2 separate regions of the Homo sapiens genome follow, and region 2 is linked to region 1. Evidence: chromatin loops called from intact Hi-C (ENCODE). Cell type or tissue: ovary. All regions are shown on one strand. Links, peaks and the distances in the headings refer to the core of each region. The heading gives the core; the rest is flanking DNA. Region 1 overlaps JARID2 (jumonji and AT-rich interaction domain containing 2). Region 2 overlaps JARID2 (jumonji and AT-rich interaction domain containing 2).

What was found. Hi-C counts contacts between places; a loop is a spot of excess contacts. Peaks named below come from ENCODE experiments on the same cell type or tissue, not always from the same donor. Only the 100,000 strongest peaks of a DNase experiment are listed, where the experiment ranks them.
Region 2: it touches region 1 in a loop (1.9-fold over the local background); 7 of 110 quality-filtered maps call a loop at or near these places.

What each region holds. Positions count from the first base shown.
Region 1 is chr6:15,367,475-15,383,855 of GRCh38, reverse strand. JARID2 (jumonji and AT-rich interaction domain containing 2) reads right to left here. Exons shown (of 18, transcript NM_004973.4): 2 at 9,604-9,739. Among named protein-coding and RNA genes, the nearest start is that of JARID2-AS1, 130 kb to the right of the region's middle. In ovary, for the core only: no CTCF peak of the experiment used is centred there; no DNase peak of the experiment used is centred there.
Region 2 is chr6:15,306,935-15,323,315 of GRCh38, reverse strand. All of the region lies in intron 1 of JARID2 (jumonji and AT-rich interaction domain containing 2), which reads right to left. It also overlaps the pseudogene RNU6-522P. Among named protein-coding and RNA genes, the nearest start is that of JARID2-AS1, 66 kb to the right of the region's middle. RefSeq lists enhancers at 5,419-5,508, 10,720-10,789 and silencers at 14,204-14,498, 15,335-15,394. In ovary, for the core only: no CTCF peak of the experiment used is centred there; a DNase peak (open chromatin) is centred at 9,774; H3K27ac peaks cover 1,414 bases.

The DNA.
Region 1 (16,381 bases), core at 5,362-13,361:
GCCATTGCACTCCAGCCTGGACAAGAGCGAAACTCCATCTCAAAAAATAAAATAATAAAATCAAAATGCAGCAGTCAAGCAGGCAGGTGGTGTTCAGGAGATGTTCAATCACGGTAAATGCTGCTAAATGGGCAATTACACCCCAGAATAATGGAAATGTGGCTTGGGCAATCATTACTGACCTTGATAAGTGGCCCAACGTGAGGGGTTTAAAGGTGAATGGCAAAGGAAGGCTGGGGGATATTAATATGAATATAAATAGAAGGGCATGGAGACAAACCTTTTAGACATTTTCTTATGGGGGATTTTGCTATAAACTAAGAGAAAGATACAGCAGGCAGGAGATGCAAGAACAAGGGAGGCTTTACTTTATTATGGGAAAAATAAGAACATGTTTCTACAATGGTGGGAATGAACCAGTAAAGAGAGGTAAATGATGAAGGAGGGATAATTTCCAGTGTGATGTCATGGAGGGGGAGTTATTAATTTCATCCGCAAAGAAACTAGAGAGACCCTTATAGAAAGAGCTTCAGCTTAAAAAAAAAAAAAAATCCCAACCTGGGCATGATGATACATGCCAGTAGTCCCAGTGTCTCAGAAGGTGAGGTGGGAAGACTGCTTAAGCCCAGGGGTTTGAGGCCAGCCTGGGCAACATGCAAGACCCTGTTTCAAAGAAAAAAAAAAAAATTCTAGACTACAACAAATTTCCATCCATTTGCCTTCCCCACTTCTTTGAAACTGAACTCCTATAAAAACTGGCAAAAGCAAATAGGCTGTAGCAAACAGGCCCAACTAGAGCTCAGACTGCTCTCCCTCCCTTCTGTCTCCCTACACAGACCACCTCCTCCGCCCTATAGCCCTACACATACAGACTCCACTACCCAGGTGACACTACCTGAGTGCTGTGTCCCTCCTAAAGTCGTCCAGGATTGGATGGGAATGATGATGTAATCAGGGAAACAGAGCCCAGCTCACAGAACTGACAAAGGAGGCGGGCAGAGAGAAAGAGAGGGGCAGTGGGTGTCAAGCACAAAGTGACCCGAAAGAGGAGCACATTAACCTCCTCAGGCACCTCCATTCTTAACGCTCCAGGAAATGCGTGCAAGCAGCCATGCCTACTAGGAAGCGTGGCGCCTCACTGTCACTTAAATTGGATTTCTGGTTCCAATCAGGCTTCAGCATGATCCATTCCTTCCAGTTAAGTTTCTCATCAAGGCTCAAAATTCCTCATCTGTAAAATGATGAGTTTGACCTATATACCTCTAAAAAGACTCTTCCTGCTCTAGCAGTCCTTAATTTTGCACACCACTCCTTTGGCATCAGACCAGTACAAGTGACTTGGCCACGGAAACCGGCCATTGCAGCCATTTGTCCCACTAGATTATGACACCAACAGACCAGTCAAATATTTGCTGACCCCTGCCACCCCAAGGTCTTGCTCAGAAATCTCTCGCATCTTTCAAGACCCCTTTGCAAGGCTCATGGATATACAACGTTTCCTGTATCTTAGGACTGGGTCTCTGACATCATCTGCCTCCCTGCTAGCCTCCTGCACTCACCCATACACTCGTTTGGGGTTTTTGGTTCTGTTTTTTGAGAAAGTCTCACTCTGTTGCCTAGGCTGGAGTGCAGTGGTGCGATCTTGGCTCACCACAACCTCTGCCTCCTGGGTTCCAGCAATTCTCCTGCTTCAACCTCCTGAGTAGCTGGGAGTACAGGCGTGCGCCACCATGACTGGCTAATTTTTGTATTTTTAGTGGAGACGGGGTTTCACTATGTTGGCCAGGCTCATGATCCGCCCGCCTCGGCCTCCCAAAGTGCTGGGATTACAGGCGTGAGCCACAGTACCCAGCCCCATTTGGTTGTTAAAGCATTTATCCTACAGTATTTTATCCTGCTTCACAGATTTTAAGTTGCATCTATTTTTCTCATGTTAAAACATGCATCTCATAATTAAGCTGTCCCACATTCATCATTGGAAGCACTGTTTTGTTCTTGCTTACTGATACATAACATAATGGTGCATCACTCAATGACATCTTAGAAGGGATGAAATAAGGTATTAGGACTTGACCAAAGTAAGCAACTTGATCTCAGTTTTTATACCCACAATGCCTCCCACATAATAAAAACTCCAACACTTACAAAATGAAAATCTGAGAAATGCCCCACCTACATCACTACATCAAAAAAGCAGCTGAAAGACAAAGAGCCCAAGCCTTCTCGCCTTTCCACAACAAATGTAGCTTCCTTTGTAAACAAAAAATAAGTTGTTTTCAACAACATTGAAGCCCTTCATTTCACCCAGCTTTCTTTCATGCAGAGTGTGTCCTCACATCAGGGGAAACAGGAGAGGGAAAGAAAAAAGTCTGGAGGCCAGGACACAGGAGTGTTAGAGAAAACTCAAGCTGCAACTGGTCTCCCTACAGCTTGCAGAGGAGGAGACTAGCACACAGACATCAACACTTCGGTAAAGCTGAAGCATAAGCCACTTTTTTTTTTTTTTTTTTTTTTGAGACAGGAGTCTCCCTCTGTCGCCCCAGCTGGATTGCAGTGGCACGATCTGGCTCACTGCAAGCTCCGCATCCCAGGTTCACGCCATTCTCCTGCCTCAGCCTACAGGCACCCGCCACCACGCCCGGCTAATTTTTTTTTTTTGTATTTTTAGTAGAGACAGGGTTTCACCATGTTAGCCAGGATGGTCTCAATCTCCTGACCTCGTGATCCACCCGCCTCGGCCCCCCAAAGTGCTGGGATTACAGGTGTGAGCCACCGCGCCCGGCCCATAAGCCACTGTCTTCAGAAGAAAATAATAATAATAAATAATAATAAATGATAATGATAAAGTAGGCACCATCTCTAGTACAGCTAGACCTGAAAGTTTCCAGCAAAAACAGAAGGGACAGGTGTTCCCCTTCGTAGAGGAAGGTCACTTTATACCCCAGACATTCATTTCAAATATGGCCCACAAATAAACTTACGTAAATCAGACCATGTGACCTGACATTTTTTTATTTTGATTCACAAATACGTTTTTATGACTTGTGTGAACATATTTTGTTAACAATGAATTCACAGTCGGGCCCACATTTCATTCCACACACATCAAGAATCTTTGGAAATGACTGAAAGATTCTGAAAGGAGTTCAAAATTATATTTCTTAAAGGGGGCTTGGGGGGTGTTGGCTACACAATGTCCCACATCTGCGCTTCCAATACTGGTCCTTGGCTACAAATTGGCAGCTGTTGCCAAAACATCCATGCACCATCCGTCCAGTGAGTTCCAGCCAGCCAGAACGACAACAGCATTAAAAACACAAAACTCTAAGTGAGGAAATGGAAACTAACGGATGCATCTGTGTGTCTGACTGAAGAGAGGAGGAAACCAATTCACAGTCTACATTTTTGATACCCTCTATCAATTCAATTACAAATCATAAATAAAGCCCAGAAACACAGTCAATAAATACTTACCATGCCTTCCAAGGTTCTTTTTCCCAATAAAAAATTCACTTACTGACGGCCAGGCACGGTGGCTCACGCTTGTAATCTCAGCACTTGGGGAAGCCGACGTGGGCAGATCACCTCAGGTCAGGAGTTTGAGACCAGCCTGGCCAACATGGTGAAACCCTCTCTCTACTAAAATATAAAAGTTAGCCAGGCATGGTGGCACATGCCTGTAATCCCAGCTACTCGGGAGACTGAGGTGGGAGAATCACTTGAACCCAGGAGGCTGAGGTTGCAGTGGGCAGAGATTGCGCCATTACACTCCAGCCTGGGCAACAGAGCAAGCAAGACTCCATCCCCTCACCCCCGGCCCCCGACCAAAAAAAAAAAAAATCCACTTACCTCCTTCCAAATAAATACCTACTTAAAAAAAGTAAAGTCTTCCTACAAATTCTTATTTTTGGAATGCTATCTTTATGAAAGGCTCCAAAATTACCTCTCCTTATCTAAGTGGTGGCTACAAGCTTGGGAGCTCTAATCCAGAAAGCATGGGAGGTCTGATCCAAAAGGCCTGGTCTTATATCCTCATGCTTCCACTTAATAGCTGGGTAGGCAAATTGCTAATCCACTCTTAGTATATAGTTTCCTCACCTATAAAATTGCTTGTTCTGAAGATTAAATGAGTTAAATACAGCTAAAGTACTAGAACAATAACTGGCAAATAGTGAGAACTCAAGGTAGGCTAGCCATCACAACTACTGCCCGGGGTAAGTTTAAGGAAATGAATCCAGGGTCCCTTAAATCTCATCAAGAGTGTTTTGCTGGCCAAAGGACTTGATCTAAGATGACATTTATAGGAAGCAAATGAAATTCAAATACAGTTAATAGCTTCCCTCTCTGACTGTGTAATTCTGTGTACTCATTATTTGTGTAGCATGTTATTATTTAAATGTCCCTAATTTTAGCCTCAGCAGGCCAAGGGCCCTCAAAGAGTGGCCAAGGTCTCAGCCTCTGCCAGTCCTTTCCAAAGCTTTTGTCAATTTATTACATCCATGAAAAGTGGCATTATCTACAACAAAAAGTAGACAGAAGGCTCACAATCAGCAAATCTTACCACTTCACGCTTAAGCCCAGCAATAACCAACAAGCTGTAACGATGGCATCAGTTGCTACACAGACAACTCATGAGGCTGTTCAAAACTCACATATCCTACCAATAGTAGGGCCAAAAAAAAAAAAATTCATTCCTTGTCACTGTAAAACCACAAAAACAAGACTGATAGCAAACATGGATTTTATGACATGAAAAACGACGTGTCTCCACTATCTTATGTCTGCTTAGGTTATTACTACTCACAGACCTACAGAACCAGGGCAGCTGAGCTCACTGCTCAGATACAAGCTGCAGTGTCCACACACTGTTCCCAGGCATCAGATACCCGACCCCCTTCACACAGATGAAGGGCAAAGGGCTGCTTGTTCATCACACCAGGATGCCAATGATTCAGGAGATGTCACATGTATTTTATTTTCAAATTAGATAAAAATTCTGTAAAATCCATTCTGCTGTTATTTTTAAATATTATGGTAAAAACAAATGATTTTTCCCAGGAAAGCCTCCAATCATCCATTTATATTTTCCAATAATCAAAGATCCAGAAACAACGCTGGAAATGGGAAAAAACAAAACATCTTCTTTTCAATATTCCTATTGCAAAGATCCAATGTAGTTTTCATGCATTCTGTCTTGCAAAAAAGTACTGGATTCAAAGTTACAGGACTTGAGCTGCAATTCCAATTCTGCTACTGTGAATTAAATACCTGTTTGACTTTAAGAAAGTCACTACCACATCTAACAGTCATAAAGGCCCCATAGTTAGATGGGTCTTTCAGTTTACAGATCTCTGAGAGTCTCTGAGTGCCAGGGCTCTCAGAGGCATGTCACTGTCCCCAACCTCGAAGGCATGAAAGAGGACACAGAGGCAGAAGCTCCACCACCACCCACCCTTCTCTGGGGTTAAGGCACATGTTCTCATCCTTGCTTGCACAGCATATGTCACCTCCTAGCAATGGCTCTGGACTGGACAATCTTACAACTCTACCACCAGACAAATTTCTGTGACAATTAAAAATTAATGAACCAGTGGAAACATTTTGACATTTGAAAAGGAATCTTTTGGGTTGGGAACTAACCAAAAAAAAAAAAAAAATTAAAAATTGAGGGCCGGGTGGGGTGGCTCACCCCTGTAATCCCAGCACTTTGGGAGGCTGAGGTGGGCGGATCACAAGGTCAAGGGATGGAGACCTTCCTGGTCAACATGGTGAAACCCCGCCTCTACTAAAAATACACAAAAAAATTAGCTGGGTGTGGTGGCGCGTGTCTGTAATCCCAGCTACTCTGGGGGCTGAGGCAGGACAATCACTTGAACCCGGAGGCAGAGGCTGCAGTGAGCAGAGATAGCGCCACTGTACTCCAGCCAGGCAACAGAGGGAAACTCCATCTCAAAGAAAAAAAAAAAAGAAGAAGAAAAAAAATTGAAAAAAAAACATACATCTTGCATGGACTTATCCATCCTGGCTCGGGACAGGTGGCTCACACCCATAATCCCAGCACTTTGGGAGGCCGAAGCAGGTAGATCACAACGTCAGGAGTTTCAGACCAGCATGGCCAACATGGTGAAACCCCATCCCTACTAAAGATAAAAAAAAAAAGTGCCACCATGCCTGGCTAATTTATTATTATTACTATAATTTGTAAAGACAGGGTCTCAATTTGTTGCCCAGGTGTGGTGGTGCATGCCTGTAATCGCAGCTACTTGGGAGGCTGAGACAGGATAATCGCTTGAACCCGGGAGGTGGGGGTTGCAGTGAGCCAAGATCATGCCATTACACTCCAGCCTGGGTGACAGGCTCACAAAAAACCACCACCATTATAGTCAATCCGCTGTGATATGGTTTGGCTGTGTCCCCACCCAAATCTCAACTTGAATTGTATCTCCCAGCATTCCCACATGTTGTGGGAGGGACCCAGGAGGAGGTAATTGAATCATGGGGGCTGGCCTTTCCCGTGCTATTCTTGTGATAGTGAGTAAGTCTCACGAAATCTCATTTTCTCTTGCCACTGCCATATAACAGGTGCTTTTCACCTCCCTCCATGACTCTGAGGCCTCCCCAGGCATGAGGAACTGTAAGTCCAATTAAACCACTTTTTCTTCCCAGTCTCCAATATGCCTTTATCAGCAGTATGAAAACAAACTAATACACCCTGCTTCCACTCCCACTAACCTATCTTCTGATTTCATTTGACATTTAGGAAGTGTTTCTATGAGATAGGACATGAGTGATGGCTGACTATAAAGTATCCACTCAAACTAAAGGGATTTTTCAGCAAAGCATGCATATACATACACGCATATATACACAAAGACACACAGACACGTCCACATATATATGCACAACACAGCTTGCAGTTACAACAACCCCTACTCCTAGCCTCACCAGCCCTAAAGTCTTGGTTGCTCCCTACTGTGTGAGCTTTCTCTGGATCATGCTCCGAAAACACCTACAGAAGAGGAGCTCTTCCCATGATACCAATTCTGTTTTCCAGTGATTCCAAGTAGCTCCCCAAAATAAGAAAGTACACTTTGTTTAAGATGGTAGCTGCCTTGAAAATAATGATTTTTTAAAGAGAGAGTCTCGCTCTGTTGCCCAAGCTGGAATACAGTGGTGTGAACATAGCTCAATGCAGCCTTGACCTCCTGGGTTCAAGTGATCCTCCTGTCTCAGCCTCTTGACTAGCTGGGACCAGAGGCATGTGCCACCATGCCTGGCTAATTTATTATTATTACTATTATTTGGAAAGACAGGGTTGTAGTTTGTTGCCCAAGCTGGTCTCGAACTCCTGGGCTCCAGCAATCCTCCCTCCTCGGCCTTTCAAGGTGCTGGGATTACAGGCATGAACCACCGCACCAAGCAAAATAATGATTCTTAAAGCACACTCAAGTCCTGAAACAAGGAGATCTGTTTACTCAGAACTGCTATAGAAATCCCACATACAGAATAACAAAAAGGTAACCTTGGAACGCTGCCTTCATAAAAACCAACACAAACTAGAAAATGGCATATTCACAGCAATTTCACAACCCAAAGAGAAGCCGAGGTGTCTCTGTATTTTTTAAAAGACTTAAAAGTCTTTATCTGGATGAAAAGCAAACTACCATGACAAAAACTAACCTTCCCTTATGAAGGTAGTGCCAGAATAAATAAAAAGACTTCAGTGATCCCAATGTGGGCATCTTTGCCAACTGAGATTTTTCTCCTCAGTATCATCAATCCCTTGACTCTGCCAGAGCTAAACCTACATTTGGCCAACTGGCTGACAGCACTGGTTGCTTCTGGAATGACAAACTTTAGTTTTTGTTCATTTACTCAAATTCTACCTTTATTAAATCCTGAACATCTGGCTAACTTCTTGTTCTAAAAGCTGGTGTTTCCCAGTTAAGAAAATATGGGTGTTTTTGTTTCCACTGTTGGCAATGCCAAGAAACACTAAGGCATTACACCATTCCTGAACAGTACAGTGAGAGCATCACAACCATACAATCTAACAGTACAGCAGTCACTGCTCCACTCTAAACTCTAGGATTAAGTGATATTCTCCTTCATACCCAACCCCCCACATTTAATCAAGCAAGATGCTACGTTCAACGTGAATCAATGACAATAAACACGATCTATATCACATCAAATGTTCTCCAACTACACACAAGGTTTTTAGTTTACTGTATTACAAGCAACGAATGGCTAGGGTCCCTCTCTGCTGGAGACCCACAGAACAAGGCAGAGTGCCTTTTAGGAAAGCAGCTATGAGGGTCTAAATTGGATTCTATGGCAATAGATTCCACAACTTATTTTGTTTTCTGCAAATGTTAAGACTCAAAATGGGCCTTTCCCATACATGTTGGCTGAGATTTGTTGAGAGACGCACACATGACTGAGCCACTATGGCCTTAATGGTTGACCTCCAAAGGCAAGTCACCCATAAGAAAGAAAACCCGGGAGGGTGGACAGAGGCTCTTCTTTCAAGTCACGCAACAGTGGAAGGAGACAGCACAACTAGGGTGAATGGTGAAGTTCAGAGAGGTCATCTCAGGAAACTCTGCCATTGCCCCATAGAAACAGAGCAGCAACAGGTACTGCTGTGCACTAGTGCCTGTGAACACTAGTTCCAACAGGAGGCTGCCAGACAACTCACCATACAACTAAGGTGGTGGGAAACAAATTGGAAGCCATGGTGAACCTGTCCTTTGGCACCCTAACAAACTGTCAAGTACCCCATATGTGGTGACTCTCCTAAGACCAGAGCCATAGCTCTCAAAAAAGAACAGAACCTGCTCTTTCTCATCTCCTTGCCCCAAGGAAGCATAAACAAAAACATGGTCAATTCATTCACTTTAACTGTAATCCTGATAAGTACACAGGGGATTATAGAATGTCACTGCATTCCCCTGAAATAAAATAGTAAACTACAAGCAAATGTTTGTCCTCAGATACTTTCTGTTGGATGACTTCATCTGCACCATATGAACCCTGTTCAAAACAGACATGAGAACAAACTCATATAGGAACAAGTTTCTTTCCAGGCATCAAGGAGCCAAGTGATAATCATCCAGGAAGAAGCACACTTCTAGAGGTATGCAAAGCTGTCCCACTGCAGGAACCTGCCCAGCAAGGAAGGAAGGAGAGATGAGAAAGCCGCTGAGCCAGAGAGCAGGAAAAGCAGTAGACAGAAAGATTTAGGCTATTTCCTATACAACCCGGGGACAAGAACTAAAGACTCCACATTTCAGCAAGATCATCAAAGAGTTCTGCTCACATACCAGTGTGGAAAGACATACATATAGAAAAACCAGCAAGACAGGACCTACAGAACAGACTAATGTATTTTGTCCACTATATAACGCGGTACATAAAGGAACACAAAAACAACCCTATAAACCCAACAGGATGTCTGCAGTGCAGATTCACCTAGCCTACAGACTGCCTTTAGGTGCCTAGACCAGGAAGCACAAGCTGCCAGAATACATCCAATTCAGGAACAAGTCCACGCCCAGAGATATTGTACATTCCAATGAGATATTCCAAGAGTCAACTCACCATTCACAGTTTTCAGGCTCCCAGCAATGCCTTCCGCATGCTGCCTCTTCTGGGAATTCTTGAACTCCTTCAGAGACAAATAAAGGACTTTACGTACCACCCGTTCTTCTGACCACGGAATCCCATCACTGTCATCCTGAAGAAACATAAGAAAAGAGAGGAGTTACTGAATAGAAAGCAAGGCAATATTCAGAGTCAAAATAAACTTTATTTTAAAGGAATTTCCGAACACGTACTGTGTGACCACGACCCAGTTCTCAATGTCAGAATTACACCCATAAGGTAAAGGGGCAATGACCTTTCTGAACAGGCCTCAAAGAAAAGTGAATCCACAGGCTGTTAAAAAGAATGAAAGCAACACACAACCATCTCACTTCTTTATACGCCCCAAAATCAAATACGTTCATCAACTAGTAATAGTTTTATATTCCTGACAAAGTTCAGAAAAAGGTGTTGTTATACCCACAACCAGAAGGATAATGGATCATTTTACTTGAGTTTTATAAAGTGAGCAATGCCAGAATGTACACTGCAACAGAAATATGTACGGAGCTCTTAAAAATGTTGCTGCCTCCCTTGGGAGCTCAAAGGATACAGCAGATATGGGTGCTGTGCATTCAAGGAATTTACAATCCAGTCAGAAGACATGGAATTGGATCCGCATTGGCCACTTAAGTAAAAGAATCACAAATAAAAGGAGAGAGTACTGCAGAAGGAGGCAACTGATCTTGGCGGCATACAACTGGCATGATTTTTGTTTTAATGTACACATTAATGATGGATCTTGAAGGTCTCATTTCAAACTGGCAACCTCATGTCTGTTGCTCCAGAACGAATACAAGTTCTTAAGAATTAACAAAATGAATGCAGAGATGACCAAAAACAAACAGCCAGCCCAGAGACTATTCCAGCAATTCCAGTCATAAAGATATAAAGAAAGACTCAAATTTTAAAAGCACTAAAGAGGGAAGAAAAAATTATACAGAGACTTGAGACAGAGCAAGAGGTGGGAAGACAGACATGGTTGACAACAGTCACTAAAGCAAGGTAAATAGGAAGAGATACATGTTTAAAGAATCAGCAAGATTAAGTCACTATAGTTTTTATTAATAGATGATGATTCACATGGCCAAGGATATTGAGAGGTTCTCTTCTGTAGCTGTTAATCTAAGAAGGACTTATGTTCACACACCTACATCAGACTTAATTAAGCATTTTATAAAAGTTCATTTTAGAAATGGAAGCAGGCCTGGCATGGTGCCTCACGCCTGTAATCCCAGCACTTTTGGGGGCCAAGATGGGCAGATCACGAGGTCAGGAGTTCAAGACTAGCCTGAATAACATGGTGAAATCCCATCTCTACTAAAAATACAAAAACTAGCCAGGCGTGGTGGCACGCGACTGTAATCCCAGCTATTCAGGAGGCTGAGGCACGAGAATTGCTTGAACCTAGAGGGAAAGGTGGCAGTGAGCTGAGATCGTGCCACTTCACTCCAGCCTGGGAGACAGAGTGAGACTCAGTCTCAAAAAAAAAAATAAATAAATAAATAAGAAATGGAAGCATACAGATACTTTGGGCCTTAAAAGAATAAGAAGAACGGCTTGGCGCAGTGGCTCATGCCTGTAATCCCAGCACTTTGAGAGGACAAGGCGGACGGATCACAAGGGATTGAGACCAACCTGGCCAACATGTTGAAACCCTGTCTCTACTAAAAAACTACAAAAATTAGCTGAGCGTGGTGGTGCACGCCTGTAGTCCCAGCTACTGGGGAGGCTGAGGCATGAGAATCACTTGAACCTGGGGAGGCGGAGGTTGCAGTGAGCCAAGATCACGCCACTGCACTCCCACCTGGGAGACAGAGCAAAACTCTGTCTAAAAATAATAATAATAATAACATTAATATCCCAGGTAAAATCATGATTTGGGGTATTTTGGATATTCAGGTTCCCTTTGTTCAAGGAGAAGGCAGAAAATCTCATGGGCAGTCTGGTGCTGTTTTACTGGTTTATACAAAAGAATTGGTTTTTCCTCCCTAACACTGAAGGATCACAGAAAACTTCCATGGGACTCAATGAGAAGTCTAGATGATCTGACGTCTCCTCCAGCACTTACGTTCCTATACTCTGCATAAATACAAACTTCATTTTAGAAATCCAACATCATAGAGACTCTAAGCCCTAAATAACTTAAGCTGCACTTTCGTTAAGCTTCACAGATTTCCTAGAATGAGAGTAATTCTCCATCTTCTACAGCAAGAGGAAGAAAGTCCTGAGAGAACTAGGATTTCCACCTTCTCCTTCACATCCTTCACTCACAGAAGCCTGCCAGGCTGAGATTTCCGACTGCTGGGCAGTGCCTCTAGAAGAAGGAGGTACATCCAGTCTTCCTGTCCGCTCTCCCAAGACAGCCAAAACATCCACAGACCACGGTACGGGGTCAGGGTTCGGACATGAAGGCTAAGAGAAGCCAGCAAACCTTGCCCCAACCTAACAAGAGAAACACAATTTCTAACCTGCTACTGCGTGTAGGTCACTGGAGACCTTCCCAATCAAATGATTAAAAACCAGAAAAATGGAGGAACCCAAATACCAACCTGAGTAAAATGCAACTGACTTGACACCACAACACATGAAAAGCATGATATAGCTGAATTAATCTTTACAGCAACTCCCCTGGGTTTGCAAGAAAGCTCTCCTAATATACTAGCTGCAACTGAATGATAGTGTTAACTGCAGGAGGAGTTAATGCTTATTAGGCTGAAATCCACCTCTTCAGCAGCCTCAGTCTATTCATAAAGGCTGTCAGACAGAATTCTCTTCATCACCACCAGGTTCCTATTCTCACTGTTCGAATCTCCACAACAAACAATGACGTGAGATTATAAACTATTATTTCCTACATGTACACAGTTTATAAATTATAAGGCCCCAAAATAGCTTTCAATGTAAAATTCCCATGACGATTTATTGCATCCTGTGCAGGCTGGTGCCTTCATCCTGACTTCAGGCTCCAGTTGAGAGAATTATTCCCCTACAACTAATGTCTAATTAAAACATAAACCATGTGAGATGAAAACTACAAGAAAGGAAGCGCATTTAAGGTTCAGTTACTGACACAAGCAGCTTCATTACACCTATGAAGTACTTTAAATACAGGAGAAGCAAATCCATGACCCAGATTATGGGGTTTCAAATGCTACACATTAAAATTCAAACTTAAAACACACACAACACACAAGTGTTTTGTAATCTACAGTGCTGGTTGAGACTTGTCACCTGCTCCCTCAATGCTGATGCAAGACACAAATCTAGTAGATGAGTTGACTCAGTGCTGTTCACAAGAGATAGACCAGTAGGTAATAATTCCAAATAGTCCCAATTAAGCTGCCTTTCTCAACTGTAGGGTCATGGTGAATCATCCTTACCTTATAATCCTCTAGCAGAATCCCAGATGCAGACAGCAAAGGTGTGCCTGCACTCAACCTATCCAAGATGGGGGAGAGGAAGGCCAGAAGAAATATCCTTCCAGTTTAATGCTAACTCTGCTGTGGCTATATCATTCTTCATTCAGGATCAACCAGTACTGAACGCTCTAAAAAACAGCCCAGATATGGCCGGGCGCGGTGGCTCACACCTGTAATCCCAGCACTTTGGGAGACCGAGGCAGGCAGATCACAAGGTCAGGAGATCGAGACCATCCTGGCTAACACGGTGAAACCCTGTCTCTACTAAAAGAAAATACAAAATATTAGCCGGGCGTGGTGGCGGGCGCCTGTAGTACCAGCTACTCTGGAGGCTGAGGCAGGAGAATGGCATGAACCTGGGAGGCAGAGCTTGCAGTGATCGTGTGCAGAGATCGTGCCACTGCACACTACAGCCTGGGTGACAGAGCAAGTCTTTAAAAAAAAAAAAAAAAAAAAAACAGCCCAGATACAACTCTATCATTAGAGGTCAAGCAAACTCAAAATACATACACCCAATACAGACCTTCCTTTCCATTTTCTCAATAGCTGTCTTATTTAATTAGGCATTTAACCACGGGGCAAGGAAATCACTACTCTTGTTCACCACTGTATCCCAGCTCCTAAAACATGCCTGATATAGCAAGAGCTGAATAAATACTTCTGGAATCAATTACAAACTCAACGAAGCTCAGTCTCACTGTTCCCACTGACATTTATTTACCCCTACTCGCCCTGCCAGTGTCTAACATCCAGTGCCAGAAGTCACACTGCTATCCTCATAAAACACTCCCCACAGAGACTAATCCCAAGGGGCTCAGCCACACCTCTGATTCTCAGCAGAGGCTGGTGTCCTAGGGGAGACATCCTTCCTCCACAGTGGCTGCTACCACTCGTTCCTCAGCCACTTTGCAGTGTTCTCTGTAAGAAAAAGTGCCAGTCCAGATGTCCACATGGTCTTACACATGTAACAACTCTGTCACACTCCCATTTGCTAAATGTTGACCAATGATTCCAGCTACTCTTCCCCTACCCCACTTACATCTGTTCAGACTCTTTCTCCTGTATTTCCAGCAATCTCTCATGATGCTCCTGCCCGACCCTCTAGATCCAATAATTCATTCTCAATCATATGTTCAAGTCAACTAATAGCCCATTAGCACCTCACTGTCTGAAAATCCAAATTATCCCCTTTGTCCTCTGTAAACCACTTCAGGCCCCTTGGTAGAATCAGTCAGGGTTTGACAGTGCAGACCTCTTCTTGGCCCACTCTGGAATGGCCCACAAAACCAAGCACCCCATGCATTCTGGTTTACTGGTCAGCTTAATATAGAGGACACAGGAATACGCCCTTTAGAGGAGAAGTGATGGCTCCTTTTAAACTGCAGGATTACTGCCACTTTTGAAAATAATAGAATTTCTTATCAAAAAGAGCAATTGGTCAGGAATCAAACTTGTATATGGTCATAATTTTTTTTACAAAATTTACTAAAATTAGTAAAAAACACTGTGCCAAGTGGTTAAGGTACAGGTGGTCTGTGGGCCACAACTTGGCATTGCAAGTTATCTCTAACCCGGACTGTGAGTCTTTTTACTAAAAGACAAAAAGGAGAACAGAACCACTCACTGTTCCAAGTTCTATAATACACACATAAAATACCAGAGCTCAGAAAGTAAGCACATGATAACATCACATGCCTTTTATCAGACAACACCATGTAACAACTCTCCACAGCTGACGGTCCGGGCTAGAGATTCAACATATCCTTCCATAGTGTTGCAACTCCAAGACAGACCACCTGTACCTTAACCACTCGGCAGCCTGTTAGAAAAGCAGAATCCTGGGTCCCATCCAGATCTAGGGGCTCAGAATCTGCACTGATGCCCAGATGATTCTGGTACACGGTCAAGTTTCAGAAGCTCTGCTCTGCAAAATAGGACTCCATCCTGTGCCTATATACATCAGAAAGAAAAGATGAAACCTCCAAGACGAATGCTTCAAACATCCATCCCATGCGGCCAGTATTACTGTCAGAATTCAGATGTCTATATAAATATACCCTGAGAAATCTTCCTTTGACTCCTCTTCAGTGATCAAAGAGCACAGCGGAAAACACCCAAAAAGGTATGGCACTAAGTAATGCTAGTTCCTTTAATCATTCCTTACGTGACACGGTCTCTCAAACCCTTCTCTTTTGGTTACTCAACTTGGGATGACTTCTCTTTAAAACCCAACAACCAGAATTAAATATACATTCAAATTACATGTGAATAATCCTCCAGAACAGATCCAACACATACAAGAAGATAATTCTATTTCCATGCACAGTCTCATGACACTGCAGGATCTCATGAGTTTGCAGTTAACTATATCCTCCATGGTGACTGTTTCTTTGCAGGGATGGGGAGGAAGTAAGTAAAAGTATTGCATCACCATGAAACAAGAACCAAATGAAGGATCCAATCCAACCAAAAGCACAGCTCCCAGTGATACAATTTTATTTTCCTGTGATGCTCTCCTCTACTCATTTTAAAGACAAAAAAACAAAAAACATCAAAATTAAAACCTTGTACAGGCCACTGACAGAAAGCTATGTGTGCATAATATAACCAAGTTGTATTCAGACCAGGTTAATGAACTGCTTTACAAGACAAAAAGGTACATGATCCACACTTTTAAAAACCAGATTGTTTTGATATAGTTTCTAACTACACCAAGAGTTCTTATAATTTGTCTCAAGGTTGGTTGGATCACCCACCAAGAAAAAGCCTTTACAGGATGGTGTTCTGCAGTGACAGCCAACTCTTCAATAATATGGGCCCTCAAAAATCTCTGAAAAGGACTCAAGTACATTAGTGCAAGAAAACAGAGACATCCAGGTCAGTAAAGCTCGCAGAATGGGTGCCACCCAGAGGATGATACTTGGAGTCGACTGGAAAGACTTGAAAACTCCATCATGATTGTACTAACAGCAAACCTCTCCTGGGGAAGCAGGAGTTGGGCAGTGAGCTCAGCACCACCTGCATTTAATAATCATGATTTCTCTGCTCAGCCTTCCTTTAGTATAAGGTCCACACCACTGCTTTCTCCCTTTAGAGTCAAAGGTATGGGGGAAACGAAGTAATCGTGAAACTTTTAGTTATTTCTAGAGATGAATTCCAGAGTCTTGACGCAAATGTGGCATTGGTAGTCAGTCCATGGCAGATATCAGATCAGGAAGTAAAATTTCAAAACTCAGAAATGTGTTAGTAGCCAGAGATGTTAAATATGTAACTCACACTGACTCCTAGGTAAAAGCAAAATTAAAATTATTGGT
Region 2 (16,381 bases), core at 5,411-13,410, 61 kb after region 1:
CCTGTGATTGTAAGAAAGAAAAGGAAAGAACAAGACACAGCTAATCCTACACAGTTCAGATATGCTTAATGGATAGAGAAGGCAATCAGGGAGAAATGCATTTGGGAAACCAGGCTGTGCCTGCCTGCCTGGCAAGCAAAAGCCCACCACCCACACAGAGCTAAGAGGTTTCGTACCACAGAGTGCAAAAGAAAAACAGCCAGAATGAATGTGTCAGGAAACCTACAACCAGAATGTTGTGAGGAAAAGTAACCTACAGTCCTGGTGTTTGCTACCTTAGCATTTGCTAGAATGAGCCTGCTGCTACGACCAAATTGCATACAGTCCAATCTCAAATGAACCAGATAATTCAGAACAGCTTGGAATTTTTCTCTCTGGTTTAAGAGTATGCTGTTATGTTTATATTATGGTTATGCCTAATATTCTGGAATTTGGAAATCAAGGGGAAAGTTTTATTTTGTTTGAAGACATAATTTGGAAGTGGTTTAGGAAATCAACTATCCCCTCTTCTCTATGCTGAAATCTCCCCTACTGCTACCCCCAGGGTTCACCAACTTCTCATACAAAACATCACCCCCAAAATGAGCTGCTGGCTCCCTAATTTGCTGTTTGGCTAAATGACTTAAAGAGAGAAGTTTTGGGTCAGCCAGTGGCTTAGTGCAAATATTCCCTGGCTCCTGGCTAAAAATATGGCCCAGGTATTTGGGTTTAGTCAAATCCCTGAAATCTAAGCATTTCTCATGTCATTAAAACTCATTAAATCCTTGCAGGGTAGGTAGATGCTACCAGTATCTCCCACTTTGAAGGAAAGGAATCAGAGAAGAATGTTACTTAAAAGCACACACCTAGCCAGTGTATCCAGTGCTTCCTGTACACAGACAAAACACACTGGGTGATAAAACATTTCACAGGAACTTGCAAATCAATAATTGGTCCAGAGAGTGATAATAGTGAATATGGCTTGCGTAGCTAGGACTACAGGAGTGTGTCACCATGCCTGGCAAGTGCCCTCTAACCAAGTCTCAGAATCAGAAGCACAGAAGCCTGTGCACCTTTTCCTCACTCTTACTGCTCCTTGAAAACTAAGCTTCAACAAATGACCCTATGATTCTACATGCCTGTTTGGATATTTGAAATTACAATTATGTGTTTTTCATGCTACCAAACAGGAGCTATGCAGATTTCCCATTCTCCCATTAACCACTAGACACTAAATCTAATACTTCTTCCAGGCCGGGCGCGGTAGCTCATGCCTGTAATTACAGCACTTTGGGAGGCAGGCGAACAACGAAGTCAGGAGTTTGAGGCCAGCCTGGCCAACATGGTGAAACCCCGTCTCTAGTAAAAATACAAAAAATTAGCTGGGCGTAGTGCTGGGCAGTGTAATCCCAGCTACTTGGGAGGCTAAGGCAGGAGAATTGCTTGAACCCGGAAGGCGAAGTTTGCAGTGAGCCGAGATCACACCGCTGCACTCCAACCTGGGCGACAAAGTGAGACTCCATCTCAAAAAAAAAAAAAAAAAAAAAAAAAAACAAGAATTCTTCCAATTATAAAATTAGATTGCTATTCTAACTCACACTCTATTATTGAAGTCTCATATCTTCAAAGAAAGCATTTCTGTTGTTTGTTCTTGTTAACTTACTTAGCCACTGACCCAAAGAAGAGTCAAGCAATTGGCTTGTAAATACGAGGAGAAGCTGAAGGAAATCATGTTTTCTAATGACAAGTTACGAAGTAGATAAACCCCCTGACAGTCAGTCTTTGGTTCTGAATAGAGATCTTGATTTCACTGCCACCCACATTTAAGAAACAGAGCAGAAGTAATAAAAAGCTACAAACCATGTTTCAAGGCCCAATCAAAAAGGTTTACAAAATTGTTAAATATTTCCTGCTCAAACATAATTTGAATTGCAGGTTCCCATTAATGAAATATGTGCCGTAATTAATACTACATGTGAGTTCATTAGTTCATAGTTAGCCTTAGTTACAGAGTGGACAACTCACAACTATTAATAATTTCATGATTTTTCTTTGTGATGTAAAAAAATGACATTCCCTTCATTCCCTTTATCCCCACAAGAAGGTGTATGATTATACTGATTATACTGATATATAGTATATATATCATGGCACAGGGCCAGGTGTTTTGTAATTGATAACACTGAGTAATCAGACTGTTGAATTCTTGCACAGATCTAGTTATTTTCTTCCAAAAATTCTTTTAAGTTCCTGGCATTTTCAATCTGCTCACAACATACTAACTACTGCAAAATACTACTTGTAATAATGAAATCATTCATATGATACACCGCCTCCCATCCCCAAATTTGAATTCTAACATTTCATAAAACTCCCAAACAAGATGAGAAAATGTACCAGCATCACAAAATTACTACAAACTGCAAGTCATACTTCACATGCAAGTTTAACTAACACACACACACACACACACACACACACACAGAGAGAGAGAGAGAATGAATCATATTCTTGCATGGCCATGGCTGAAAATAATATAGATTGGTCTCTAATTTACATATATTGCATATGAAAATGAATTAGAGGCCATATGCTTAACTCCACAAATGAAATACAGTAATTATTTCCTATATTATCCTTTCTGAATAACATCTAATCTAGCTACTAAAGAAGGATCCCTGATTAGATAAGAAGGAAACATTTGGGTCATTAGCTATACAGTTTCATCTTCTTTAAGAACTGCATTGTAATGAATACCAGATGAATTTAAACTACAGTAGGTTTCAAAATAAACTACAAATCACATTTATGTATGGTTTTTGATAATTAACAGTCATCATTTCACCTTCTACTTCAACCCACTTAAATCCCCCAAAGCTACCAATCCACTCTAATTTGTGTAAAGAACAATGACTGAGTTTCTTAAATATATTTTTCTATTCTCACACTTACATTCTACGAACTACCTAATTAAATGTAAAGTCTTCCTCTTTTCAACTGGTTATGATGGAAAAGAAACAGAGTTAACCTAACTTGAATTACCGGCTTATAACCAACACCTTACCTGTGTCTTAACTGAATACTAAGTCACTGGAATTGTAGAGGACATTAACACTGTAATACATTTTCCATTCTCTTCACAAGCATCCACAACCACAGTCTCTTCTAGTCAGTTTTTGTTGGATACTGATCCACATAGATCAGAAGCTGATCGGCTCACCATGGTAAATATTTGAAACATACTAATAAAACAATGGAAGAAACCAGCAAGATAAAAGTAATCAGGTTCTACTAATATAGCCTTGTCTACTTAAAATTACTTGTATTTACATAGATACACTCCCTAACAAGCGTATGGCTGAAATATCTCAGTGCTTAGCTCCAGTTCGAATAAGGAAAGAGTCAAGGGGCTGAACTTCTCTGAAATCAAAAGGTAAATGATGCAGTGAAGCAAGAAGCCTTGATGACTGCATCAAATTTGCATAATTTGTTTAAGAAGTACCCACCACTATTTTAATTTACATAATCTGCAACCATTGATTAGGTAGTTTTTCATCATATAAAGTTAAAGGGCCATCCTCAGGTTAAACTTTTCCTGCTTCTCCCTCAAACACAGATCTCACTTCTAATTGTGTTCCAGAAACTATGGACAGACCGGATGCAGTGGCTCACCTGCCATGAAGCAGGTGGATCACTTGAGGACAGGAGTTCAAGACCAGCCTGGCAAACATGGTGAAACCCCGTCTCTACTAAAAACACATACACAAAAAAATTGGCAGGGCACAGTTGCGCACACTTGTGCTCCCAGCTACTCAGGAGACTGGGGCACAAGAATCGCTTGAACACGGGAGGCAGAGGTTGCAATGAGCTGAGATCACACCACTGGACTCCATCCTGGGCAACTGGCTTGAGGGAAACTCTGTCTCCAAAAAAAAGAAAAAAGCAACACAGAAATTCCATGTCACTCAGACACAAAATGGCTACTGCAGAACCACAGAGAGGAAAAAGTTACAAAAGATATGCTGTCAGAGCAACTCTTTTAAAATTATTGTTCAAGGCAGCACAGCTTCTCATTGGTCCACCAACTTCAAACCTTGCCATGTTTCAAGACAGAATGAAAGATCTGTGCTCATCTAATGAATCTTTGATAACTTATAGCATTCCAAGCATGTTATATACATATGAGAGACAGACAGACAGCATCCTCTCTCCCTGCAAGAAAGTGAATAAGCCATAAAAGCTAGCCACCCTACTTACTTTCTATGTAAATACAAAAGGCCCAATTTTATTTTTCATCTGCTACCCTAGAAAACTGATTGGACTGAATGTCTAGGCTGCTTCCTTATGTCCTTTTAATAAAGCCAGCCACAGTAAAGAAAACAGAAATTAGCGGGAAGTGCAGAGCTCTTTGCCACTGGGATTCACAGCAGCCTTTGGACAAGCCATTATGGCTGTCTGGCTCCAGCCCTCTTCCCAATAACCACCACCCCCTTTCTCGCCTACCCCACACCACCCTCCAAGATCAAAAGCAGCACTTACTGTTTATAACATCCTGAGCAATCCGGGAATCTCAAGAGGCTTTTGTTGCCTTTCCCACCCCTCATTGTTTCTGATCCAAAAAATGTTTTTTAATGAGACAAGCCAGTCCTGAAACAGTCACACCAGTGAATCCGGCCTGCCTCAAATGACAATCCTCTGAGATGCCTTGTAAGGAAAGGGGAGGGGGGTGCCTCCAGTGAATGTCAGAACAAGAGCATGTGGTTCCCAGCCTGCTCACTCACAGCAACTGCACAGTTGTGGGGCTGCAAAGGCAGCTTTTCTCCAGGTGGTAGCAACCACCACCACCACCAAAGCATAAACAAAAAACAACAAAAACCTGGAAGTTCTTGCTGGACATGGAAACTATTCTAGGTATACGAAAACAAAGATCTGCCTGTTTCATGTAGACAACTATGTGCCTCATCCCCCTGCACCTCACTGCTGTCTCCCTGTCCTTCTCCAATTGCCTACATCTAACATGCTGGCTGGATCCACGTGTCCTCCAGCTGGGCCTTGGAGTTCAGCTTTCTCTTTGAAGTTTAAATACAAATGGAGAAGTCCTATTTGTTTAATCTTTTTTTTTTTGGAAACGGAGTTTTGCTCTTGTAACCCAGGCTGCAGTGCAGTGGCAGGGTTCTCGATTCACTGTAACCTCCGCCTCCAGGTTTCAAGTGATTCTCCTGCCTCAGCCTCCCCAGTAGCTGGGACTACAGGCATGCGCCACCATGCTTTAATCACTCTTATTCTCACAGCTGATATATTCACTAATCTGGAGCAAACTCAAAACCTAGCAACTTCAGTGAACCCAGGCAAACAGACTAGCCTCTACCTCACTGTCCATCCTCACCTCATCTGCTGGAACTTGCAGGCACTGCTGGCCAGCAACAAACACAGGAGAAGAGGGGACGCCTAAATACACCAGTTTTGTGGGAGCGGGTCTGGTATTAAAGAAACAAACCCTGGAGGGATCGGCTCTCCACGCGCCAGCTGTGTGCAACGCCACCCAAGGGTGCATCCACCCTGAAGATGAAGGGTGTGGAGCTAAAACAAACACCCACGCAGCCATGGCATTTTCTGAGATTCAAAATTCTCAACAAGAGAAACTCCAACTAAAACTCAAAAAAGATACTTCAGAACCAGCACCTCCGAGACGCAAGAGGGTACCTTCTGGCAGTGGACTATGGACCCATCAGTTACACGGCAAGCATTCAGGTACCTTTGGGGAAAACTCACCTTTACGGATGAAGTTCAACCTCACTTTCAGTTCAAGAGGCAAGACTCCAGGTCTACTGAAGTAAAAGGTAAAAATTTCCTAGGGAGTTTTGGGGGAAATTACTCTTACCACAATGTCGGTTGAACACCCCAGATTTCAAACAAAACTGTATTTCTACCTGCAAACCTATGCATCACCTTTAAATGACTCTCAGTTACACAAAACCATAACCATAACCACCTCAGGAAATCAAACTATTATCCTAAATGAGACTTGCATTTTCCTGCAAAACAGAAAAAACTGACATGTTAATATTGTCTGTTGTGTTTCAGATCGATTATTTTTCAACTGGTCCTCAGAGCTATTTCTTACCCCTTTCTCAAGGGGATTTCACAGAGGGACAGGAAGAAATTATTTCTGATGAAAAAAAATTCTACTGCTAAATAGATAAAATCAAATTAAGTACATGCAACAAAGTACCATTGCTAATTATAAATAACTGATGGGACAAGAAGCACAAAATCACAACCCATTATACTCAAGACTGTCTACAAAAGATTCATTCTAGACCAAAAGTACACTCATTGAAACCCCACAGCAACTCTATAACAAAGGTACTATTATCCCCATTTTACACAAGCAACTTGAAGCACAGGCTGGCTAAATGACTTGCCCAAGGTCATTCCATAGAGAGCTGAGATTCAAACCCAGGGTGTCTGGCTGTAGCCATCCTATTAACCAAATCATACTGCTTTCAAAGCTGTGTTAAAAACAATAGCAGTGGGCCAGGTGCACTGGCTCTTGCCTGTAATCCCAGCACTCAGGAGGCAAAGGCAGGAGGATCATCTGAGGTCAGGGGTTCAAGACCAGCCTGGCCAACATGGTGAAACCCCGTCTCTACTAAAAATATAAAAATTAGCTGGGCATGGTGGTGGGTGCCTGTAATCCCAGCAATCTGGGAGGCAGAGGTTGCAGTGAGCTGAGATCAAACCAATGCACTCCTGCCTGGGCGACAGAGAGAGACTCCATCTCAAAAAAAATAGCAAGAACAGTCCAAAATTTCTTTACTTCTAACCAGCACAAGCATAAGGACTACTGTCCTCAGCCACAAACCTCACAATGATTAAAGACATAATCTTCATTATGAAACACTCCTAACTGGCCACCTCTGTAGGGTAGCAACTGAATCTGAGACAGAAGCATAGAATCTGGCCGGGTATGGTGGCTCATGTCCGTAACGCCAACACTTTGGGTGGCCGAGGTGGACAGACCACTTGAGTTCAGGAGTTCAAAAACCCTGTCTCTACTAAAAATACGTGTGCCTGTAGTCCCAGCTACTAGGGAGGCTGAGGCAGGAGAATCGCTTGAACCCGGAAGGCAGACAGAGGTTGCAGTGAGCAGAGATCGTGCCACTGCACTCCAGCCTTGGCAAGAGTGAGACTCCATGTCAAAAAAAACCCATAGAATCTGTATTTCACACATGTTTTCAAGCCAGCAGACCCCACTTCAGTGGTACTTTTCGTATTAGTTGAGAAAATACTGAAGATAACATTCACGGGATGAAAAAAAAAAGGAAGCAGGACTCGTGTAAACTGTGTTCTTTCTAATCTTGGTTCCAGCTTATGCCCTCAGTCACTTTAAATCAATCTGAAGACAAAGAATTTGGAAGTCATCACTTACTTCTTCCATAAATTTGGGAGCCCTGAGAAACTCATGTCTGAAATCACTAATGAACGTACTCAACGTATGGACGGCACACTGGGCCCAGTTAGCACACACTACAGGACTTGCTTGCTTCATTAACGCACTTTCCCAGTTCTGCTAACAATTTTAACAGAACTTGAAACAGAACTTGAAAAAACAGAATTGGGCGAAACACCACTCATTTATTTTGGTAACTTCCGGACAACCACAACTTCTAGGGATTTGCAGCCTAAAAGCCACCTGAAGCAGATGAAGATATCTCACTTTTTTGACCGTATCTCATCTCAATTATTCAGGTAGTCCAGTCACACTCTAGATACGTGACTACTTCTAAATATGTAAGTTTTCTGTGTTAAAATGGCAGACTGAGCACTTGACCCTATGGTGTACTGACTGCACTATGATTCCCACAGTAAAGATCAAAGCTATATGAGAGAGACTGCAGTTCTCCAAGACAAAGCAACGGGTCAAATAAATCTTGGAAAGCCAGCTGGTATAGATGGGCATCAACCTTCGTAATTAATCCATCATGGGTTCAAACAGCATTCTAAAGGGACATCTCTCATCCTCCCTAGTCCTGTAGATTGTCTACTACCTGGCATCTGAAGGAAGTTGTTTGCAATAAAAACATGTCTAAACTCTTCTTTCTGGCAGAATCAATTCACTTATACACATGGAGAATTTTTGGACAAGCACGTTGCTCTTCCGTTTCCTTTTGTTCTTCATTAATATACGTATTATTTAGTATGTAAAAATTATTTCTAAGGCAAAATACTATTCAAAACATATTGGTAAGGATGAAATATTCTTCAATTTTAGAAACTGCATAATCCAAACCTGATTTTCCAATACATAAAAATATGGAATGCTTCACAAATTTCTGTGTCATACTTGCATACAGGCCATGCTAATCTTCTCTGTATCATTCCAATTTTAGTATATGTGCTGCTGAAAGGATCACTCTTCTGTATCTTCTGAAAGGCTTTTCTATAACGGCAACCCCAACTAAACACATCAGGCTAAGTATGTGCGTATTTTTTGGTTTTACTGAAGCAGTCGGGAAACCAACAGTAATAAAGGCAATTTATAATATTTCACTAATTATTGCTGCCCATTCATTTCACAGTCCCCAAACCTTCCCTAACCTACAGTGTCTACCTCTGGCATCTATGTACCATGGATTGTCTGTGACACTGTTCCAAGGCAAGTTTCCTCCCTCCTCTCACTGAAGAGGCCTCAACTGTATCTCCAGGGTTCTGTCCGCTTCTATACACAAGCACCAAACTGATTAAACTATGTCTAATGTATGATTTATAACTAGCTCTCAATGTCATTTATTAAAACTAAGCCCTGCCTATAAGAACTCTAACACCACAAATCATAATTTGAATGACAGCAACTTTCAAAATGCCGTTTACTTATTATTCATTATTTTAACAAATACTTAAGTACCACATGCCAGGCACTGTTCCAGGTGCTTGGGGTAAATTTATAAGCAAGAAGATTCACCTCAAGAACAAAAAGAGTCTTGCTCTTCATTTTTTTTAAATTATTGTATTACTTTATATTCTAGCAGAGAAAGCCAAAACCACATAAATAACAAAGTATTTGAAGTAGTGGCAAATGTTATAAATAAATGGGTAATTTGACAGAATCACAGCAGGAGACCACAGGAGTGGGGGAAACAGGAGCCACAGCAACCTGCAGAGTGGATCAAGATTAATTTGAATACAGCCTCTGCCATCCACTAACTGAGCTTAACCTTAAGCCCGTCCCTTTGACCTTATCTATGAACAGCATCACTGTTCATGGCTACCCAGAATTGGAAGGACTCAACATCAGGACACCTTGGGCCTTGGGTCCAGATGCAGTATCCTCTCCCCAAATGAAGAGATAAAAACAAAAGCAGCACCTCCATGAGGGCTTCTAGACAGCCATGGGCCAGCAGAAGGTATAAGGATATTTGGGGAGACACAGGCCAAAGGTAATTACCAATGTCTACTCTCCTAGGCCCAAGGCAGGGATCATCTGCCCCTAGGAGAAGAGGTTTAGATGACAAATGTATTTAAGATCTGAAAGAAATCTCCCCAAGTAAGAAGAAATTCATTTTCTAATAATTGGTGCTTAAAATGCAGTTAACTCCACAGGTTTCTATACATCAGCCAGAGAGTGTTTCCACCAAGACTTCCTGTTCTTTTCCAGATTTGCAAGTCAAAACACTAATGCCACAAGAAACATACACCATTTCTGAATCTGTACGGCACACTGCAAATTCCACAGTGCTCTCAAGGACAGCATGCTGCCGCGGCACCAACAGCCTGCGTAGATGTGAACAGCAACCCTGGCTCGGCTCAGTGTTGGCAGCAGACTTCCCAGAAAAGCTGGCACTCTTCAAAATGGGAAGTCACCAGTGAAGAGGCACAAATGCAAGACCCTGTCTGTACTGCTTGTGCAGTACCTCCTAGGGCTTGGGGAGCTGGGATATGTAGTGACTATGAACCCAGGCTACCCTACCCCAACCTCCAAACACTGGTTCTCAGCCACAGCGCTTTCTTCATACAACTAAAAATGAGATGTTACAGTGTACATACTCAGGCACACACAGACAATAGAATGGGACTTTCTCATCCATGAAAACTGAGATTTTTCCTGTTTCCTTGGGGTGCCATGGCTCCTTGCTATTCTAAGTCAACATATTCTCCCTAACCATCAAAAGGAGATCAGGAAGCAGAGGACAGGTGTAATGTAAAAAAAGCTCCGACGGCAATCCATTAACAGCACTGAATTCTTTTCCAAGAAGATTGTTTAAAAACAAGCAACATAAACGGAAAACTCCCACAGATTTTATGGAAGGCACTATTCTGAAACTGGAGGCTGCAGCTCGGTTTGCGGGAAAGATGCTGAACGCCAGTGTTTTCGTCGGAACAACAAGGCTTGGGTCAGTCAGTATATTTGCTTGTTTTGTCCCCTAGTGGGGTGGTGAGGGGTAAAGGTAAGGGCAGAATCTGGCTGGATCATCTCTCAGTTACTAGGTTCTTTCAGTGTGTGTGAAAGATAAGGTTGCTTTAATGCCCACTTGAGAAAAAGACTACAGGGAATCACGAAAGGACCAGGCCAGGCTTACAGGGAAAAAAAGAAACACAGACAATGAGTGAGTCACAGGAAGAACACAGAAAGACAGAAAGAGAGGAGACTACTGAACCATAACAGGAAGGAACAAACCATACACACAGCCTGGATGAATCTCAAAGCAAAGTGAAGGGATGTAGACACAAAAGTGCTTCCATCTATATGGCATTTACAACAGGCAAAGCTAATCTACAGTGCAAGAAGGCAGGTCGGCGCTGGCATGGGGGCACAGGACAGGAGCACAAGGGAGCTTTCTCGGGTGACAGGAGGTGCATATATTGATGGGATGGTAATACCCAGATGTGTGCAGTTGTCATAAGTTATCACAGTGTACACCTGAAATGGCTGCATGTATAAATTTTACTTCAATAAGATTGGTTTTTTAAAAATCCAAACTGAGGCCGGGCATGGTGGCTCACGCCTGTAACCCCAGCACTTTGGGAGGCCGAGGCGGGTGGATCACGAGGTCAGGAGTTCGAGCCCAGCCTGGCCAAGACAGTGAAACCCTGTCTCTACTAAAAATACAAAAATTAGCCAGGCGTGGTGGCAAACGCCTGTAATCCCAGCTAATTGGGAGGCTGAGGAAGGGAACTGCTTGAACCTGGGAGGTGAAGGCTGCAGTGAGCCAAGATCGCACCACTGCACTCCAGCCTGGGTGACAGGGCAAGACTCCGTCTCAAAATCAAAACTGACTTAGAAAGCTTTTGTTTTTGTTTTTTAAATCTAGAACAGTAGGGGTGCATATGTAGAATGAGCTATGACAATTTTTTAGGTTAAATTGATTTCTCTAGAAAGTAGCCATCCAAATTAAATAAAAGTTAATGCCAAAAGCCACACCTCTGGCAATACAATCCAGGGACCTGGTCCAAATGTGGAAAATTCCCCCCAGTTTCACGTAGTTAAAAGTGACTTATTAAAGAATATTTTACAATACAAACTCCCTTTTGGGGCTTAGGGTATTAAGAGGAAAAAAATTTTTTAAGGAAAATATTACAAGAAAAAAGAAAAAAAAAAAACAGTTACCTTTTTTGCAAGCCGAATCAGAGTGCCATCTGTGGCTTGTGTTAAGGACTTTGCTTTTGTATTGTGCAGAAAGGCAGATCGAATATTTACCTGTGGGAGAGAAAAGGCTTGCTCACAAGTCTTCAGACTTTTTCTTTTTCTTTCTTTCTTGAGACGGAGTTTCGCTCTTGTTGCCCAGGCTGGAGTACAATGGCGCGATCTCGGCTCACCGCAAACTCCGCCTCCCAGGTTCAAGCGATTCTCCTGCCTCAGCCTTCCCATGTAGCTGGGATTACAGGCATGCGCCACCATGCCTGGCTAATTTTGTATTTTTAGTAGAGATGGGGTTTCTCCATGTTGGTCAGGCTAGTCTCGAACTCCCAACCACAGGTAATCAGCCCGCCTTGGCCTCCCAAAGTTTTGGGATTACAGGCATGAGCCACCGTGCCCAGCCTCTTCAGACTTTTTCTAATGTAAAAGTGTACCAGAGAGACTCACCATGCCCAAGACTGGTACAAGGTGGTGTGAGGCTGGTGATGGGCACTGCTAGGGGTTACTGGATTAGGAGCAAGGGTGATATGAATCCTCTAAGATCCCAACTCCTACTGTCACAAGCCCCATTGATACGCCACGCGGAAGGGTCTCTGAGACCAACAGCTTATTAGAGAATTATTATAGCAACTATCTCACTGCCAACGTGCCATGTTAGCCCTGGAACTAAAATACCCGCATCCCAAAGGATGTGAAGTCCTCATATTCACTCTATGACGGTTCCCATTCCCACACAGGGACTGGGCAGGCAGCCGTGAGAAGACAACTCAGGGTGAACAGGGCACCAAAAATTAGAATGAATTCCCAGAGTTGGAATCAGCCACCTCCAGCCCACAAACCAAAGTCAGCTCGGTTTCTGGCACGAAATTATTTACAAGTCATCCTGGCAGGAGTCACATCCAAGATTTATTTTAAGACTATAATCTTGGTCTAAATCTCAACTTCCAGAACTGGGCCACCAAAGAGCCAAGCGGGGATGGGAATTCTGGAGATTGAAATCCCATCTCCTGGAAGATCTCAGAACACTTAGGCCCATCCCATCTCTGCACCTGCAGATGCTTATGTAGAAGGGCATCCCCTTCCCTCCAGAACTACCCAGCAAGAAATCCAGAGGGGAGCATGACCCAGAAACAGGGGAGAAGAGGGGAGGCCAAGGCATTCACAGCCTAGCTTGTGCCATCTTAAGAATCCCTACAGCAGAATTCAGGGCCATCCTTGTTTAATTCAGCTCGCATTTTCCTATGTAAATCACTATTTCTGTTATGGTTGGAGTAATGTGGGAGAGGGTGATGTATTAATGCTATCTACAAAGGGTAGGTTCAACAGACCAGTTCCACTGTGACTAGTCATTTGTAAAGAATATTGATTTTCTTAATTTCATTCCACAAAGAGGCTATGGCAGGAAGTATCATTTTTTCTACTGTTTTTCTTCTGCAGGGTTTTGATAAAAACTAATATTCATGTATTTTTACATAAATCACATGCTTGTTTTGCTCTAACCAGTAGCAGGAGGCAAAGGCATTTGTGCGGCACCTCTGGAAATTAAATTACCTATCTGGAATTCATCTGTTTCACCAGAGACACCCAGCCCCAGCCCATCCAGCCAACCTGGGAAAGCCTCCCTGGCCTTAATCTCATTAAGAGTCCAAAATCCACAGCCTTAAAGCAACAAAGCAATCTGTTTTCCTGCTGCTTCCTTGACTTTCTTCTTTGGAAGAAGAAGCTTTCTAGGTACCATTTTTTTTGTTTATTACAGAGTAATACACGTTTCCTGGAGAAAATATAGATAAGCCTTATCTCCTGAGCATCCATCCCTCTTCCTAAACTCTTCCAAGCCACTTCTCACCTCTGGGCTTTCCACTTTCACTTTGGAACACACTACTGGCCAATCCCATCTTCACCTGGCTAATCCCTGTCCTTCAAGCCTTCTGTCATCCCTCAGTGTGGATTAGTTGCCCCTCCCACCTGTGCCTACACCACCACTTCATTTGTCAAAGCATACATATATATATATACACACACACACACACGTTTATATATGTATGCTTTATATATTATATGTATACATATATTTACTAAATTTTCCAAGATAAGACAAAAAAATTAAACTGTAAATACTGTTTTCTCACTTGCTTTTTTCACTTATTTTATGTCAGTCAACATTCTTGCTACCATTTCATTTTAATGACTGCACGGAACAGACGTTCCATAATTTAACCAATCCCCTATTGGTTTCCATTTTTCACTGGGATACACAGTAAAATACTTACTACACATCCTTGTGGCCAAATTCCTAGAAGCAGGGTGGCTGAGTGAAATGGATGCAAAATATCACACTACTTATAATGTATACTAGATGCTTAAAACATGGAATGTCGATTTTTAAAGACACTAACACAGTCTCCACATAGAGAATAATGAGGCACCTGAAACCTTCATAAAAGAAATAACTGAGGGAACACAGGATTTTTAAGCCCAAAGATGATGAACAATGAGTCTGTTGGATGAGAAATAATGTTTAGTTCCTTCCGAGGTCAAAAATGGAACACAATGAAAGAAATGAAAGAGGTACTCTGTCAGCTAAATTCAAGAGAATGGAATTTTCCCAGAGATATCCAACATCAATCTTGCAGCTACTTAAACTATTCAGGCTGAGACAGGAAGTAATCCTGACAGGGGAAAGATATTGGGCCAGCTTCACAGGAAGGGCAGTCAGTCAACCAAAAAGGTCACTCATGTTCAACTACTACGATTTCCACCCTGCAGGGGACTTCCCCACTGCACTCTTTCAAATTAAACTTGAGAAAAGCCATGATTAAATTTTCCTATATTAGCCTAACTATTATCCAAGCACACAGCCTATTTACTGTTGACAAAATATAAGAAAACCAATTTCACCAGTAAGCAAAAGTCATGGTGGATCAAACTGCAGATTCCATTAGTGACCACGTGTTTTTACAATTCCTGTCTTTTCAAAGTAGGGAGAGTCTGGCTTATCCTCACATCTTTTGGCTCTCACAGTAACAAATACATAATAAGATAATAAGAGCAGATGAGGCTAATGACCACATTTGCTGTAATTACCTAATCTCGTTGTTTTTAAGGAAGGAAGGTATTCAGTAGATCAACCGTCACTATTTAACCACAGGGGAGAAAACAGGACTCTCTCTTTCTGGATTTCTATCAATGTTTATATGCAAGATTTTAAAGGGAAGTAAGGGAATGAAGAAAGCATTACATTTAGGCTTCTGTGAAAAGCCATTATCCTTAGAGAGGCTGAGTTGAGGGAAATGACAAACAGCACAAACATCCAGTTCTTGGTGACAATAAATGAGGCTCCAGATCCAGATGGCCTTTGAATCTGGCCCCTCTGGCTTCTATTTCCACACAGAATCACTTTCAAATCGCCCACCTTCTAAAAGTTCATTTATAAACCTGCAGTTTAAAACCTAGAATGCACTCCATCATAGAAATGATATTTAACATGGCACTTGTTCCAAACCAGCACAAAGGAATTAAACAAAATTCACTAGTATAATAATGAGAAAACAGGTAAAGGATTAAGGAAGAGGACTAGAAGCTGCTAAGGGGTGAGGGTATTCCCTGCACCCTTTCAGAAAACCAGAAAAATTTAAGGAGGAAGAACCGTTACCAACCATTCTGTGCATCAAGATTAGAATGGAAACTCGAAAGTTTTGAGCAGAACAAAACCATGTCAGGGTCTATAGCTTATCAAGTGCTTGTTTTAGTTGACACCTGACTGGCTCCTGAGAAAATCATTAAGTTTTAAGCTACGCTGGCTGGGAGTCTGTATTTCTTGGACCGATGAATTATGCATGAGAATGAACTCTGCAAATTAGATGAAACTAGGCTCTGCTATCCTAGCAAATTTGGGCAATGAACATATTTCTCATGAGCTCCTAGTAATAAATCTTAAATTAAACTAATCACATAAGTAAAGGGAGAACCTAGTAGCTGAAGTACAGAAACATACAAAATTTCTCCCCACAGACTACAAAGTTTTCAATAGAGGTAAGTCATCAGAGAAGAAAAATACCAAAAATGAGGCAGCTAAATCACATTTTCTGGTGGGGGAGAAGAACCACAACCCCATCCCGAAAACAAAGATCCAAGGAATTTTAAAGTTTGAATGTAAACATTAATTGCAATGTACTAAAAACAAAACAAAACTGGGATCACGCCTGTAATCCCAGAACTTTGGGAGTCACAGGCAGGAAGATCACCTGATGTCGTCTGAGACCAGCCTGGGCAACATGGCAAAACCCCATCTCTACTAAAAATACAAAACTTAGCCGAAAATGGTGCCGTATGCCTGTGATCCCAGCTCCTAGGGAGGCTGAGGCAGGAGAATCACCTGAATCCGGGGGTGCAGAGGCTGCAGTGAGCGCCACTGCACTCCAGTCTGGGCAACAGGAAAAAATGTTTTCTTCTTCTTTGAGACACAGTCTCACTCTGTAGCCCAGACTGGAGTGCAGTGGAACTGTCTCGGCTCACTGCAACCTCCACCTCCGGGGTTCAGGCGATTCTCCCGCCTCAGCCTCCTGAGTAGCTGGGACTACAGGCGCCTGCCACCACGCCCAGCTCATTTTTTGTGTACCTTTAGTAGAGACAGGTTTCACTGTGTTGGCCAGGTTGGTTTCAAACTCCTAACCTTGTGATCCGCCTACCTCGGCCTCCCAAAGTGCTGGGATTACAGGCATGAGCCACCACGCCCAGTCTAAATTTTTTAATGTTAAAAATATA